2 separate regions of the Homo sapiens genome follow, and region 2 is linked to region 1. Evidence: read pairs that join two places in POLR2A ChIA-PET (ENCODE). Cell type or tissue: OCI-LY7. All regions are shown on one strand. Links, peaks and the distances in the headings refer to the core of each region. The heading gives the core; the rest is flanking DNA. Region 1 overlaps LRRK1 (leucine rich repeat kinase 1). Region 2 overlaps LRRK1 (leucine rich repeat kinase 1).

Region 1 (2,909 bases), core at 199-2,698:
CTTCTTGTTTTTGTTTTTTGTTTGAGACAGGGTCTCCTTCTATCTCAGCCTGGAGTGCAGTAATGTGATCATAGCTGACTGCAGCCTTGGACTCCTGGGCTTAAGCCATTCTCCCACTTCACCCTCCCAAGTACCTGGGAATATAGGCATGTGCCACCATGCCTGGTTAATTTAAATTTTTTTTTTTTTTTGTAGATACAGGGTCTCACTATGTTACCCAGGCTGGTCATGAAATCCTGGGCTCAAGTGATCCTCTTGCCTTGGCCTCCCAAATTGTTGGGATTACAGGCATGAGCCAGCATGTCCAGCCTGACTCTTGTTTGTCTTCTTGTCTTGACTTACTCCTGACCATGGCTGACTTCCCTTCCAGCTTGGGAACTCCTTTGCAGGAAGTGCAGGGATGGGTACACACTGTTTTGCCCATCTCTGCACTTTCTGCAAAGCCCACCACAATGGTCTGAAATCCTTCAGTCCTCAGCAGCTTTGCTCAGAGTTGAGCTGAAGATACGATGCTCCTGGGAGCAGTTGAAAACCATGACGAGGTTCAGCCACACTTCCTGCTCTGCAAAAGCAGGCAACCCAAGTCCTTCCTTCACTTGTCTGCCAAGTAAACTCCTATTCACTCTGCAAAGCCCAGGTCAGATGTCAGCCTCCCTTCGGAGACCCTACCCTGCCCCCTGATGTGTGCTCCCAGACCTCTGCGTAAAAATACTTCAACCTCAGTGTAGTTACATTGCACAGTGTTACTCCTTTCTGCCTCAATTTCCCCTGCTTGGCCAGGAGGTACTAAATGGCTGGGAAAATCTTTAAAAAAATTATCTGTCTCTCACGTTCTACACAGTTTTCAGCACTTGACAGTATTCAATAAATATTAGCTAACATTAGGTGACGGAGTCAGCTGGTGCAGACTCTTCAGGGCTAGAACAGAGCTAATCTTGGGGCTCCCCGAGAAGAGGCAGGTCAGCCTTTGGCTCCTCAGGAGCACCCAAGCTCCTCTCTGCCCTCCTATGTCTTGTCTTAGTATGCTTCTCATGGGCCCTAAAATTGCCCTGATTTCTGCCCATAACCTCATTCTGTTCAGACACATGAGGGGAACACTAGCTTGGAACCAACGCTGAGCACAGATCTATCAAAGCCCACAGCTGGAAACCCTCAAACAAGACCACTATATAAGGGGTGAGGCCCAATGCAAAATGAAAAGAATGGGGCTTCTTGTTTAAAAATCATGAAACATTTTAAGATAGTGAGTACAGAGTATTAAACGTAACGTGGGCCCTTCTAGGTGCAGGGCCCTGGGTGACTGCATGTTCTCCCACCCAAGAGGTGGGCCCTGGCTCCCAAGCAAAATCTCAAATCCCAAAGACCATGGCTAGGGTGTGCCTCACCCTATAGCTGTAGCGATGCCTGCCTAGACTGGTGCAGTGTTTCTGAGCCAAGACCACCACGGGAAATTACAGGAGACCAGGACATCTTGAGTTCACCAGAGAAAAAAATAGTTCCTACAAAAGCAACATAGTGTGGTACACCAATACAATGGAATATTATTCAGCCATTAAAAGAAATGAGCTATCAAGTCACAAAAAGGCATGGAGAAACCTTAAATGCATATCGCTATGGGAAAGAAGTGAGTTTGAAACGGCTACAGACTGTGGGATTCCAACTAGAGCGATGTTCTGGAAAAGGCAAAGATAGTAAAAAAGATCAGTAGTTGCCAGGGGCCAGGGGAGGGAGGGAGGGAGGGAGGGATGGGGCCAGGGGAGGGGTGGAGCACAGAGGATTTTTAGGGCAGTGAAACTGCTCTATGTAATACTGTCATGATGGACACGTGTCATTATCCATTTGTCAAAACCGATGGGATATACAACAGCAAGAATGAATTGCAACGTAAGCGATGGACTTTAGTTAGTAAGAAGGTATCAATATTAGTTGATCAGTTGTCACAAATGTCCCACACTAACACAAAACAGAGTTATAGGGAAAACCATGTGGAGGGCGCACAGTGGAGGGTCACCTCTCTGAGCTTTGTTTTCGTCATCTTAAAACCATGGTTCTGAAATATAGCACCTGCCTCCTGAGACTGATGCGTCCCCATCTCAATAGAAGTTACTAGCATGATTACTGTCTCTCTTACCTAGATATTCTTGTGTAAGTGATTTAGCGATCACCTGTTTTCTGTTAACATACCTCCAAATCATTAATTCTGGAACTCCGTACATTCCAATTGATTTTTTCCATAAATCTAAAACTTCTCTAAAAAGACCAAGGTCTATTAATTATTTTTTTAAAAAGCAATGTTAATTACATTCTTTATGAAATATGGTGTTTGAGAATTTCCCTTATGAGTTCATGGGAGTGAGAGGTGGAATGTGGCTGGCAGGCAAGCTTCACTTTGTTTGGGTGTCAATGGCCTACCCTGTATTTCTTGATCTCATTATTGGTGAAAGCATGAAGAAGTAAACATTTTGGGGTGAAGCCTAAGAAGAGGGTGCCCTGAGACACGGTTAAGAGCTCATGCCCTGTGATTTACCTGGTAAGGACTCAAGCAATTCCTGCACAACTGCCGTGTGTCCAAAATACGCTGCCACCACGGCTGGGTTGTCATCCGTGGGCTCGGTGGGCAGCTCCACCAGTCTCTTGCTGAGTAGGTAGCGGACCATCTCCAGATCCCCATAGGCTGCCGGGATGCTCAGAAGCTGGCCCTGGTCAAAACAGAACAGGGCTCCAGTGAGACTGGCTCTATTAGGAACTGCCAAGACAACTGACGTTAAACCCTTCACCAGGTCCCGGAGCAGGACTGGAGTTGTGTTGTCCAGAACGGCAGCACCTGCCAAGTGTGACTGGGCAGCACTTGAAATGTGGCTCCTCAGAAGTGAGAGGTGGAGAGTATAAAATCACACGTGAATTCAAAG
Region 2 (2,909 bases), core at 244-2,743, 55 kb after region 1:
CCTCAAAAGTTCTTTACAGTTGAAAATACAAGTTCTGATTAATGTGTGCTTCTTTGTGCAGCATGGGGGTGATGAGCTCAGGAAGGACTCTATTGCTTGAGATATGTGTTTCTGTTCGGTTTTCTCGTTTCTTTTTTATGACAAATGTCACCCAATAAGTAGCAAGATGGCTAAGTGGAATCTGGACAAACTGAACCCAAGGGTGGCCTGAATAGTGAAGGGACTCAGAATTGGGACTTCCAAAGAATAATAGCAGCTTCTTATTTTCATTCATCAAACTTTCCAAAAATGTGCGTGCAATTCACACACTCAAGTTTAGACTTACATGGCATTGGGAGTGGTGGGAGGGCTCCATTCCCAGAGAACTAAAGAATTTCATAAAAATCCCTAGTGATGGCTCCTTCAAAGTCTGACTCAGGCAAACCAGGAGGGGTGAAAATCCTTGTCGCTCTGCACAGGGGCCTGGGGAGGCCCACATGGACATCTCCCTGCTCTCAGGCTACTGATCTCTTCATGGGGGCCAGGGCAGATGGCTGGTAAGAAAATCTTCTCTCTTGGTGGCTGAATGCATGCCAAGTGAGCCTGGGCTGCTCCCTAGCAAGCACAGAGGCCACCAGATAGGGCTGCCCTGCACACCCCACATAAAGGAGGCCAAGTCAGGAGCAAGTGTGGGGTGGGGGAGGCCAGGGAGGGGGTGAGGACTGGGGCTCTGGTGAGCTACCACATTCAGGCTTGGGCCACCTAGGATGGGGTGGATCAGTGGGGGTGCTCCTGAAAGCCGGTCCACGGCAGGGTGGGGAAGCAGGTAGGGGCAGCTCTCCCTGTGGACCCAGGTGTGTATGGCCTAATAATTAGCCCACAGACAGACTGAGAAGTCAAAAAACTCTTGGATATCCAAGCGGAACGTGTAAAGTTGCCGGCGGCCTGTCCGTGGGATGGCTTACTCAGCCTAAAAAGGAATCTGCAGGGAGGGCAACACATCTGCTTTTAGTGACTCCAAGAAATGGGTTAAGGGATTCCGATCTGTCTAAATGAATAAAGCCTGGTGCAAAGAGAGCCCCACAGCATCCACTTCCTACCAGAGCTGCCCACAGAAAGGCTGGCGTTGTTTGCTAGGGAGTCAGCTCCCCATTGCTAGAAGTAAGCAAGCACATTCCAGACAAGTAACCAGGAGAAGATCTAAGCCTCAGGTTAAAACGAATGTTCAAAGGCTCATCAAGGGCCTGGAGCATCTGTAGCTGGCCTCTGCTTTGTAAGCATGAAGCACAGCTGTGCTAACTGCCACCTGCATGGATGGACGCACACAGCCACCTCGCCTGCCACCTGGGCCACCAATCAGCTTCCCTGTCCTTCTCCTCACTCATTAAAAGATTCCTGACCAGACGTGGCTGTGCTCCCTGGAGGGGCTGGTGAACTCCTGCAGCCAGGCTGGAATCTCCTTCCCTGCAAGGCCCTGCCTGCCCTGTTTCCTGTGGCTCTCACGGTGTGAACACAGCCCAGCACGTTCAGGCAGGAATCCAACAGGAGGAACAGGTCAGAGATGTGGGCTGGCTCATCACTGGGGATCTGTCCCTCGTAGACTTTCCTGCTGTGGCCTGACAAGAAGGCTGGCTGCCACCCTAGAGGCTCTTCCTAATTTGATCTATTTCCTAGTTCTATTTCTGGAAGGCAGGAAGAGACCCTACTTGAGCAAACCTCTTAGCTCCTATATTAAGGAGTTGTATTTCAAATACAGATTCGCAAAAGCCAAAGGAGAAAAAAACAAGACATTGGAAGTAGCCATGAAACAACCTGGGATTTGAAGAACTTCTGGAATGTTCCTTCTCCTCCTTTGGTCCATGCTGGGTCCGGTGGTGGGCAGTGCTCTGAGAGGTGTGTGACTGTGGCAGGGCTTTCAGGACCGAAGCGACGGCCACTCACAGAGAGCTGGGGGGGCGAGCCACTGCCTGGGTGATGTCTGCTCAAGTTCCACCCACCCTCCGCAATCCAGAAGTCTTCCCAAGTATTCTCCACCTGAATTATGTGGAAGTTTCCTGACTTCTCTACTTTCCAGGACAGCTCTCCTTGGCTGGCGGGACTGGTTTTTCCACTCTGGCTGGTGTCAGACATACTCAGAAGAATGAACATCTAATGACATGTTTGTCAAAGTAATGCGCGTCCTGCAGCCCATGCCCAGCATCTCATTGACAGCTGCTCTGTCAGCTGGCAAACTCTACGCCCATCAAAGCTTTCCAACCATTCCTCTTGCACCGCAGGCGAGCTGACTGCTGCTGGTGCTAATGAGGTTGAGATTGTCACACACCTTCCTGGGACACAATTGTGTTGCACAAACACACAGCGGGCCGCACGGCAGGGCAGACACACACAGACCCCAGCCTCACACCAGCTGGGCAAAGCCCCCCACATCCAGGGGCTTTGAAAGGATTAACCATTGTAAACAAACATGAGCTGAGGTCACGCAAGTCACAACAGGTAGGGGGTGTGAAAAGGCGTGCCTAGTACACAAATAAAAAATTAAAAATACCATTACCCCAACACCCAAGAGTAGACACTCTTTTTTAAAGTGTGGGTCTTTTTCTAACGCACACGTGGAAGTATAATAAGAACGTCGTCGTTTTCAATCACGTTATCTTCCAAGGATTTTTAAAGCATGAGAAAGCTGTCCCTACATAATTTTGAGTGTCGTTAGTTTTCCTTCTGGCGGCCAACTTTTCTCAGCCGGAGCTGGAAATTAGGCCTGAACAGTGTTCCCTGAGTGAGGCTGGTGGATTTGGGGGGTGGGAGAGGGGAAACAGGGCTCCCTATCATCCCAGGAAGTCTAGGAGAAGGTGGGATGGGACAAATCCAGCTTAGGCTCTGGGGACATGTGCAGAGGGTGAGTCCTGCGGGGGGATCAGCTGCAGTCATAG

What was found. ChIA-PET counts read pairs that join two places held together with the same protein. Peaks named below come from ENCODE experiments on the same cell type or tissue, not always from the same donor. Only the 100,000 strongest peaks of a DNase experiment are listed, where the experiment ranks them.
Region 2: POLR2A ChIA-PET joins it to region 1 with 6 read pairs; 9 of 35 experiments call an interaction of 5 or more read pairs at or near these places.

The regions. Positions count from the first base shown.
Region 1 is chr15:100,983,318-100,986,226 of GRCh38, reverse strand. It overlaps LRRK1 (leucine rich repeat kinase 1), which reads right to left. Exons shown (of 34, transcript NM_024652.6): 4 at 2,528-2,699. Among named protein-coding and RNA genes, the nearest start is that of LRRK1, 65 kb to the right of the region's middle. In OCI-LY7, for the core only: no CTCF peak of the experiment used is centred there; no DNase peak of the experiment used is centred there.
Region 2 is chr15:100,928,300-100,931,208 of GRCh38, reverse strand. The region is part of intron 2 of LRRK1 (leucine rich repeat kinase 1); the gene reads right to left. Among named protein-coding and RNA genes, the nearest start is that of LRRK1, 10 kb to the right of the region's middle. RefSeq lists an enhancer at 938-1,891. In OCI-LY7, for the core only: no CTCF peak of the experiment used is centred there; DNase peaks (open chromatin) are centred at 524, 1,268 and 2,198; H3K4me3 peaks cover 2,500 bases; H3K27ac peaks cover 2,500 bases.